2 separate regions of the Homo sapiens genome follow, and region 1 is linked to region 2. A link is an interaction called in ENCODE POLR2A ChIA-PET data of the cell type or tissue named here. Cell type or tissue: PC-9. All regions are shown on one strand. Each heading gives the region's core, and the rest is flanking DNA. Links, peaks and the distances in the headings are about the cores only. Region 1 overlaps ARPC5 (actin related protein 2/3 complex subunit 5). Region 2 overlaps LOC105371646 (a long non-coding RNA gene).

Evidence for each region. ChIA-PET counts read pairs that join two places held together with the same protein. Peaks named below come from ENCODE experiments on the same cell type or tissue, not always from the same donor. Only the 100,000 strongest peaks of a DNase experiment are listed, where the experiment ranks them.
Region 1: POLR2A ChIA-PET joins it to region 2 with 12 read pairs; 3 of 35 experiments call an interaction of 5 or more read pairs at or near these places.

The regions. Positions count from the first base shown.
Region 1 is chr1:183,626,797-183,632,184 of GRCh38, reverse strand. It overlaps ARPC5 (actin related protein 2/3 complex subunit 5), which reads left to right. Exons shown (of 4, transcript NM_005717.4): 3 at 1,548-1,724; 4 at 4,591-5,388. The coding sequence ends at 4,653. Among named protein-coding and RNA genes, the nearest start is that of ARPC5, 6.3 kb to the left of the region's middle. In PC-9, for the core only: no CTCF peak of the experiment used is centred there; no DNase peak of the experiment used is centred there; H3K4me3 peaks cover 115 bases; H3K27ac peaks cover 474 bases.
Region 2 is chr1:183,442,339-183,447,726 of GRCh38, reverse strand. It overlaps LOC105371646 (a long non-coding RNA gene), which reads right to left. Exons shown (of 4, transcript XR_922351.2): 2 at 4,408-4,542. Among named protein-coding and RNA genes, the nearest start is that of NMNAT2, 27 kb to the right of the region's middle. RefSeq lists a silencer at 3,987-4,187. In PC-9, for the core only: no CTCF peak of the experiment used is centred there; a DNase peak (open chromatin) is centred at 3,246; H3K27ac peaks cover 1,769 bases.

The sequences.
Region 1 (5,388 bases), core at 315-5,314, 180 kb before region 2:
TATTCATACATCCTAGGAGCTTCAAGAATCTCAATTGAATAGTAGTAAGTAATAACTTAGGTAAATGCATAATAATTATCTAGGTAACATAATTTTTTATTGGGGAAAATTTCTTTGGTTTTTACAAGTTGTAAAGATTGTCGTTGAAATTTCATTTTTACCGTGGATGCAAAGATATTTTTCTAAATCTGGTAATTGCAGTCTTTAAACCAAAGATAACAGTAGGTGGTAGAAACATTCTGTGAAATCCTGACCAGTAGGAATGCTGGAGGTATCACTTTGTGTTGAATGGAAGGAGAAACGAATTGTTGAAAAGGTCAGTTAAGTGTTTCCTTTGCTTGGCCGGATGGGTAAGAAAATAACTGCTTTTGAAGCAGGCTTTTGCCAAAGAAAAAAGATCATTATTAATGAACATCACTATATTTCATATCTACAGTCAATTCATATAAATTACAGTCAATTTTCTTTTAAGACAGCTTGGTTTATTAAAATTTTTAAATAAAAAAGTTTTTAAGAAAAAATTACTTCTGAAGGATAATTCAAGGTGAAACTGCAAATCTGCCTCCTTGTTTTGTTGGGAATTTTTTTTTTTTTTTTTTTTTTTTGAGACGGAGTCTCACTCTATCACCCAGGTTGGAGTGCAGTGGTGCAATCTCAACTCACTGCACCCTCCGCCTCCCGGGTTTAAGCAATCCTCCTGCTTCAGCCTCCCGAGTAGCTGGGATCACAGGCACACACCACCATGCCTGGATAATTTCTGTATTTTTAGTAGAGACAGGGTTTTACCATTTTGGCCAGGCTGGTCTCGAACTCCTGACCTCAGGTGATCTGCCCATCTCGGCCTCCCAAAGTGCTGGGATTACAGCTGTGGGCCACCACACCCGGCCGTTTTGTTGGGATTTTTTTTTTTTAAGATCAAGACATAAATTTAAATGTTGTTTTAATAAATTGTTAAATTATCACATTGATCTGTTAGCAAATCCTCTCAGCTCTGCCTTCAATTATGTTAATAGTCTGTCTAGTTTCTTACCACCTCCACTGCTACTATGCTTACCACATCCAGCCTGTATTATTGCAATTGCCTCCTAATTGCTCTCCCTGCTTCTACCTTATCCCCTACTCCCACAGCTTATTTTCTGTAACATAGATGCCAAAGCAATCCTGTTAAAATGTGAGTCAGATTATGGCACTGCTCTTAAAACCTTCCAATGTCTTCTCATTTCTCTCAGTAAAAGCCAAACTCCTTACAATGCCTGTAGGCCTTACACGATCTGTCCTCCCATAACCTCTGACTTACTCACGTGCTTTTCTCCCACCAATCCACTCCAACCACATTGGGTTTTTTTCTGTTCCTGGAACACACTGAACACACACTAATAGCACTGTTCTTTCCTCTGTCTGAAACACTTTCCTCAGTTATCCCAAGCCTTCTTTCACGTCCTTCAGGTCCTTACTCAAATGTCACATTCATAGTGTAGACTTTCTGAAATTCTAAACCCTCCTCATACAGATATGTCTAAATGTTCTGTTATTTATTGACCCACCAGGACCGGGCAGGCAGCATTGTCTTGAAGGTGCTCATCTCTTTTAAAGCTAATGATATAGAAAAGGCAGTTCAATCTCTGGACAAGAATGGTGTGGATCTCCTAATGAAGTATATTTATAAAGGATTTGAGAGCCCGTCTGACAATAGCAGTGCTATGTTACTGCAATGGCATGAAAAGGTAAGTTATGAATTATAAATCTATATGACTGGTTCTTTTACAATAGGGAATGACAATGACAACCTCTCTCACCTAAATAACCATTTTGATTTGTTGTACATTTTTGTTATTACAAATAAAATGCATGAAAAGGATAGTTCATATTTATGTTTACTAGCCTTGGTCTTAAGAGATTCTGATTCCAACACTTGTGTTTATTCAACAATGATTATTAGTAATTAAACATAATCTTGAACTCTGAATTAAATCAAAACTTTGTAAAAGAAAATAAGCAATACAAATCAAGAATTCTTTCACAGTGACCAAAAGGTGAAAACAACACAAGGATCATAACAGATGAACAGCTAAATTGTGGTACATACATACAATGGAATATGATTCAACCATTAAAAGGAATGACATTCTGACACATGCTATAACATTAATAAACCTTGAAAACATACCAAGTGAAATGAGCCAAACACAAAAGAACTAATATTTTATAATTTTACTTATATGAAATAATCTAGGATAGGCAAACACAAAGGGACAGAAAGTCCTTAGAGGTTACTAGGAAGTAGGGAAAGCAAGGAATAGGGAGTTAGTGCTTAATAGGTACAGAGTTCCTCCTTGGAGTGGTAAAAAAGTTTTGGAAACAGATAGTGGTGATGGCTACAGTACATTGTGAATATAATTAATGCCAATGGATTTTACACTTAAAGATGGTTAAAATGGCAAATTTTGTGTTAGATATTTTACAACTTTTTTAAAGAATTAGGAGTTTGGAGGATCAAGAATTCTTAAATCATGTTTTTCTATTTTCATGTGTATATTTTGCAATGTAAGTAGATGCTGGTACATCATCTGTCAAAAGAGTATAAGTGATTTTGAGCTTTGGGTAAAAAACTGGATAACATGTAAATAGAACCAGTCATAAAAATATTGAGTGTTTGAAGTGTATCTGAGTGAAAACACAAACATAAGAAAAAAGCACATAGTAAAACAATAGTTCCCCCTTTTACTCTAAAATGCACCAATTTGGGTAGTAATTTATATGGCACCCTATTCATGGAACACTTTCTGTTGCCAGGTACCATACTATTAATGTTTTATTTAACCTTTACAACAACCCTGTGAAGTATATAAATATCTTTATCATCCTCAATTTACAGATGAAAAGCTAGCTTTAAAACCCAAGCAGCGTAGTTCTAGCATAGCCTCAAGATTGCAGTGAACATTGATTACTTATTATATTCCACATATTCTTCAAAGGACTTTATAAATATTAACTCATTTAATCCTCATAAAAATGGAGGGAAATGCTTGCTATTATTCCTCTTTTGTCACTGAGGAAACTGAGGCATGTGTGAAGTCTTCATTTCTTCCAAATGTCAGTCACCAGTTTTTACCAATCTTCGAAGTATTTCTGAAATCTATCTGTTCAAGCGTATCTAATGCAGCTGTTCACAGCATCTCTCCCAGTCTGTTGCCATAGCTTCCTGACTGGTTTCCCAGTTAACAGTTTTGCCTCCTTCAAATCTGTTCTCCACCCAGCCATCAAAATGATATCTTTAAAATCAAAATTGCCCTTGTCAGTCACCTGCAGGATAAAGTCAAAGTTCCCAAGTCTAGCTTCATCTTCCATGTCATTCTTCCCCTCAGGCTATAGCAATGCCAGCCTTTTTCCTGAATGCACCATATTGTTTCACACCTCCATACATTTGCTCATGATTTTCTGGTGTTAGCCTGTCACCTACTCATTCTTTTAATGTGTCATTTCCTCCATGAAGCCTTAGCTGAAACATTCCTCTATACTGTTAATCTGGGTATAAGCCTCTCCCTGGTGCTTTAATAGCACCTGCAGCACAACTCTCATTTCATACATTAGATTAAAATTACCTGTTTATATGTCTGTCTCCTCATGCTAGACCAGAAAATGCTGTATTTGTTCACTTTTGTATCCCCAGCATCTAGCACAGTACTCAGTATACAAAGGTATTCCATAAATATTTTTTGAACAGAAAGAAACCAGAGCTCAGATTCCTAATACTTGATCATTACTCTCTATTTTTCAAATTAGAGTCAGAGTTAAAGTTTCTAAGTTCTTAGCTATTAAACAATACCTTCTTTCTTTGGGAGAAAAAAAATCTGACAAAGGCTGACTAATCGAAGTGGAAGTTGGGATGGTTGATCCCAGTTTGAATTTTCTTCTGACTATGTGGTGAGAATGAGAAATGCAGAATGTCCACCTGTTTTGAGCAGGAACACTATGCTGCAGATTTTTTTTTTTTTTTTTTTTTTTTTTTTTTGAGACGGAGTCTTGCTCTGTCGCCCAGGCTGGAGTGCAGTGGCGCAATCTCGGCTCACTGCAAGCTCCGCCTCCTGGGTTCACACCATTGTCCTGCCTCAGCCTCCCGAGTAGCTGGGACTACAGGCACCCGCCACCACGCCCGGCTAATTTTTTGTATTTTTAGTAGAGACGGGGTTTCACCATGTTAGCCAGGATGGTCTTGATCTCCTGACCTCGTGATCCGCCGGCCTCGGCCTCCCAAAGTGCTGGGATTACAGGCGTGAGCCACCGCGCCCGGCCTATGCTGCAGATTTTTTAAAACATTATTTAGAATTAATGTACTAAAATGTAAACTAGTATCTCACTAGAATGTAACTTCATGAGGGCAGGGACTTTCAAGGTTTTGTTTATTACTGTAACCTCAGTGCCAAGAACAGTACCTGGTGCATAATTGGTGCTCAAGAATTTATTATTTGTTAACTAATAAATTCAGGGTCTATAGCAGTGCCCATTCCTTCTTTAAGAAAAATGTTTTACCAAATATGAGAATTGACCTTTTATTATTCTGTCAACATTTACATCTTGGTTTGTTTTTAGGCACTTGCTGCTGGAGGAGTAGGGTCCATTGTTCGTGTCTTGACTGCAAGAAAAACTGTGTAGTCTGGCAGGAAGTGGATTATCTGCCTCGGGAGTGGGAATTGCTGGTACAAAGACCAAAACAACCAAATGCCACCGCTGCCCTGTGGGTAGCATCTGTTTCTCTCAGCTTTGCCTTCTTGCTTTTTCATATCTGTAAAGAAAAAAATTACATATCAGTTGTCCTTTAATGAAAATTGGGATAATATAGAAGAAATTGTGTTAAAATAGAAGTGTTTCATCCTTTCAAAACCATTTCAGTGATGTTTATACCAATCTGTATATAGTATAATTTACATTCAAGTTTAATTGTGCAACTTTTAACCCCTGTTGGCTGGTTTTTTGTTCTGTTTTGTTTTGTATTATTTTTAACTAATACTGAGAGATTTGGTCAGAATTTGAGGCCAGTTTCCTAGCTCATTGCTAGTCAGGAAATGATATTTATAAAAAATATGAGAGACTGGCAGCTATTAACATTGCAAAACTGGACCATATTTCCCTTATTTAATAAGCAAAATATGTTTTTGGAATAAGTGGTGGGTGAATACCACTGCTAAGTTATAGCTTTGTTTTTGCTTGCCTCCTGATTATCTGTACTGTGGGTTTAAGTATGCTACTTTCTCTCAGCATCCAATAATCATGGCCCCTCAATTTATTTGTGGTCACCCAGGGTTCAGAGCAAGAAGTCTTGCTTTATACAAATGTATCCATAAAATATCAGAGCTTGTTGGGCATGAACATCAAACTTTTGTTCCACTA
Region 2 (5,388 bases), core at 311-5,310:
AGTGATTTACAAAAGAAACGTTTTCCCTTTATTTTCTAAACTGTGATCATGGATGGATCGGTAATGAAAGTATTCTTCTCACTGTTCAGTACTTTCTTATTCCATGGAATTACAGAAATCACAGAATTGTGAAGCTAGAAAACTCTCAGGAGATTATGGGTTTTCCTCCTTTTCTAAAAGTGTCCGTCAGAATTATGTATGTGTAATCCTTCTTGGTAGAAAGTGTCTTTAATTTGTTGTTGTTGTTGTTGAGACGGAGTCTCGCTCTGTCGCCTGGGCTGGAGTGAAGTGGCGCGATCTCGGCTCACTGCAAGCTCCGCCTCCCGGGTTCACACCATTCTCCGGCCTCAGCCTCCCGAGTAGCTTGGACTACAGGTGCCTGCCATCACGCCTGGCTAATTTTTTTATATTTTTAGTAGAGATGGGGTTTCACTGTGTTAGCCAGGATGGTCTCGATCTGCTGACCTTGTAATCCACCTGCCTGGGCCTCCCAAAGTGCTGGGATTACAGGCGTGAGCCACCGTGCCTGGCCGTCTTTAATTTTTTGAAGTAACCTACTTAAATCTCAAATTACTTTTTATCTAAGGTAAACTTATTATTTTAATTCAGCACCACTCTACTTACCTGAGTTGCAACTTCTCTCTTTGGTTCCTGCATTATAAACACACACACACACACACACACACACACACACACACATATAATTTTCACCTATCAAACTGTAAAAGATTAAAACATTTGATAAGATATTGTTTTGATGAAAGTTTGAGGAAGTAGTCAGTCATAAATAGTTGATGGATGTGTAAGGGATGGAGAGAAAGTTGGAAATATCTTTCAAAAGTAAAAATGCACATACATATTGACACATATTCCATGTCTAGGTATTTATCCAGTGAGTCTGTTCAATGCAATATTGTTAATAATACAAAAGATTGGCAACAACATATATATCCCTCAATAGAATGGCAAAACAAAATGGCACAGGCATTCAGTGAACAACACTCAGCTGTTAAAATAGCCACGTCACTAGCTCTCCATATGGAGAGGTAGCTAAGATATCTTGATAAATGAAAAGATAAAGTAAAATAGAGAGTAGTATGTATATTACGCTACCATCTGTGTAAAAAAAGAAAAATTATATATGTTTAAAAATACATATATACATTTTTATATATAGAATGTCCATGGAAGGAAATTTAAGAAATTGGTAATAGTGGTTGCCTCTGCGGAGGAAAACAGAATCACTGAGAAAAAAGAGAAACTCACTTTTCACGATATGCCTTTTGATTTTGTATACATGAGTGTGTTACCTATTCAAAAATAAACAAAAAAAAGTTTAAAGTCCACACCCAAGCAGAGACACTATTTATTAATTAAATGTAGATACCTCCCCTACACACACTTATGAGACTCTGTGCCAGTGATTCTTGTATTTTTTAAAAGAAATATATCACACAGTCAAGCGTGGTTCCTTCAAAGAGAGCATCACCCTGCTGACTGAGTCCCCTTCTTTTAAAGAGAACAGGCAACTTCTCAAGGGATATTATCTGTGGATCATTAAAGGCCCATCTAACTCAAAACATTTCCTTTTGTTAACTTGTCCCAGTTCTGGAAATCCCTACCCATGGAACTTCTTTTATTTTTATTTTAGGATAAAGGCATTACATTTTCAGGAAGTCCCTGTCAGGCTGCAAATATGTAACCTGGCTAACCTGGAGACATTAGGATGGATATTTTTGTTGGTTCCCTAGCAGAAAGCTGTTTCTTGAAAAATAAGATTGGTTTGGTGGGAGGGAGTTTAAAGACACTGATGCATGCAGTCCTGCAGAGAAAAGTTTACGTCCTGGAGATTTACCAAATGAGAGTTTCTGGGTAGTAACAGGCATCATGAAGGTAATGAGCATTTGGGAGCACTGAAGGAAGGGATGAAGCTTTGTAGAGTGTTACATACAAACCCTACCCAGTTTTTATGAAGCAAGCCATGATTGTATAGTAGGGTGAAGTCCTACACCAAAATTATAGGAAGGCCAAAAGTCACAGTAATTGAATACAGGTTGACAGTAGGCCAGTGCCCTTCAGTATTTTTTAAAGCTATCACAGTAATATAACCTGTTATGAGGTGATTTTAGATACATCATCTGCCCCAATATTAGCCAATGTATGTTCTGAATAATACCAGTCTCTTGGAATGTTAATAGTTGTTGCTAAAATGTGTTTTATGATCAAATAATTTTGGGCAACAGTAGTTTAAGCAGAAATTTTTTTCTTGTTGGAACTTCTCAGAGCCTATAGCATGCAAGTGGGTATTTTTCCAAGGGAAAAACAATTATACACTGTGCCCAAAATTGTCTTCTCACAGAACTCTTTTTTATCACCGTGCATCTCATGCACTAATGTTAGGTGGGACACTTGGGAATCGCTGAGCCTTCCTACTCTTGCCCTGGCCTCCCATTTCTATCCTGATGATCATTTTCACCTTGTCTTACCTTGCCCTCCCCTGAATCATTACATAACCTCTATTATGATGTTCACACTAGGAAAATAATGATGAGATCAAAAGTGATGATGACCTTCACAGAAGGACTTCCTTCCCACTTATTACCATACTCCTATGCGTGAGTAAAGGCTCTGCATTTTTTGAAGAAACTACAGTCTGTAATAAGACTCAGACCAATGTGAGATTGAAGCAGGCCTTAATACTACAATTGTCAGTGAAGCCTGTCCTTTAGGTATCATGATGCTCTCTGTAATTATCCTTTGCCTTCTTGTAGGCCTCAAAAACTGGCTTGGCACTAGGGCTCTCTGAAGCAATCATTGTGTCTTTTTCTACCCTTCCACATTTGATTCTTCTAAGTTCCTAAATCCTTTAAGGCTAAAATTAAGTTTCGTTAGAGTTAGAAACTCCAGACCATGGAAGGCCACCCATCTCTGGACAGTACCTACTGCAAATATTGCATTATTTGGGACTGGGACAGCTCTGGTCAACATAATCTCCGAGGGTCAGAGATAGCAGTCAATGATAGCACCACTTATTATTTTCCTCAAGAGAGGCTGCTTACATATATATTTGTAAAATCAGAATAAGGCTTTCTGTAGCCTTAGAGTCCATCCGAATATTTTGTCTCATTCAAAAGAATCACAAATCCACCTTTAATGAGCTTTGAAAAATAATTTATTTTCACTGAAGGCTCTTGAAGAAGTAGCAAAGTGATGAATCACATCCCATCGCAAACAATGGAACTTAGTCAAAATCCTTCTTTCCTATTTCCCCAAAGCCCCACGCTGCAGAGCAGCTGCTGTCCAAATGCTCCTGCTCAGATTTCAATCACTCTCTTCACCTCTCACCTCCCTACTTTCTCTGTCCCTTTCCCCTTCCTTCCAGATCTTTTCCACTGCAGGTAATTCTTATCTTTTTTTTTCTTTTTAATGTAAATTGCTTTAGCTTCTCCTTCAGTTCTTCTTTCTGTCCCTTACCAACTTTTCTCCCTATTTCTTTCCCCGACTTACCCCTTAGACTCAACAAGGAAGCTGGAGGAGAACAGAAGAAGGGAACATGATCAAGTCTTACAAGTTACTCTTTTTCTCTGACACATATATCTTATATAATACATATGACATTACACATATGTAACATGCTATATACAATATATATGATATATATTATGTTATGTAATATGTCTAGCAGAGCCTCATTATAACAGTCTTTGCCATCTGTCCTGTAAAGCTGCTAAATTAATGGACCAATTAGGTATTTTTTTTTCTGATGCTGTAGTAACTACTTCCCTTTTTAAAGTTTATACTTTTAACTCAATTGCATAGTATAGCAATAGTTTTCTAAGGAATTTCTCCAAAGACTGTGTAATTAAACTGTGTGCAATCAAAGCAAATGGACAGAATTATAGGAATATTGGTCATTCATATTAATAAAGCTATCCAACTATCTTTCCCTGGTCAGATAGTCTGAGCTCACATGGGAAGGCCCTTTTGTGTCTTATTTGTGCTGAAGAAGATAAGGAAAGCATTGAGTAAGAACTAGGTCAGGTCCCTTCCACTGCTTATCACAGTCATCAAAGCAAATTTCTTAGGCTTAGAAGTTTCTCGTCTTTTAAATGGATTTGCTGTTCTTTTTTCTTTTATACAAACCAGAATGGCATTTGCTAATCATCTCACTTTCAAGCAAGTTTACATATCATAGTGTGTGTATGTATAGATTTATGTGAATTTTCTCAAATCACACAAAATTATTTTTGGCTTGCATGTTTAATTATTTGCTGGGCAAATACTTCGTATGTAAACTCTGCAAAAACATATTTCTAGGCTGAGTATAAAATTTTAGAATCAAAAGTAGGAATTTCTTCAGAGAGATGCTAAACTTGAAAAAGAATAGAAAATGTCGGAATATACTACCCAATCCCCTGCTGCTTGATCTTTGTCAGAGTGAAATCAGGATTCAGTGATGAGGACCACATCCTGTTGCCATGGAAATGATTGTGCTGTCACAAATATAGTACTATGACTTCATGGTAAAGAGGAACAGATGGTCTGGAAGAGAATGAAGGCCTAAGGTTAGCACAATTGTTTGGGGAATAAGTCATCTTAGATTCTTTTTGGAAGTAGGTAGAAGCACAAATAATAAGCAAAAATGACTTCACTGTAGCTTTGCAAAAGCCGCTGAGTAAGAAAGAGCTTAGCCAAGGTAAAACTACAAAGCTCTTTTCCAATGAAAGAAAAAAACATTTTAATATAGGATGAAGCACAGGTAACAATACAAAACAGCTTTACAAGTCCATATTCCAAAGTTGCCGCTCCACCCTTCCCCAGCCTCTCACTTGACCACTGTTGAAGTAACTAGCACCTAGAATGCTTAGGGCCAGTGGTAAGCATTAAAAACAAAAACAAAAACAAAAAAAACAGAAACGAGGCTGAAATAGACCGAAACAATATTTGCCATCATTTTTACAATGCCTCATTTTTAGGTATTTCTGGTTTTAGTGTTGGTTTGATTCAGGCATCCTGGATCATATACCTCCAAACAGCCTCAAAACACAGGATTGGATAGTTGAGCTGGTAGGTGTAGGGCCTGCACAGTCAAATCAGGGGCATGTGTAGCTCACTCACCTTGCCCCTGAGTGATCGTGTGTCCAGACCTGGTTCTCCAGCCATGATGACACTCTGAAAACCACTCTCCACTAACAGGACAATGAAACCACGGTGTCCTCAGCTACTCAGAACTGACATTGGTTAGAAGCACTAACTTTTAAAAGGGTCAGCCTGGTATCTTCTCATCATGATATTGTTCATTTAAAGGGCAAAGAAATTTCCCACGCTTATTGTTATGGTCTGAATATTTGTGTCCCTATCTAATTCATATATTGAAATCCTAACTCT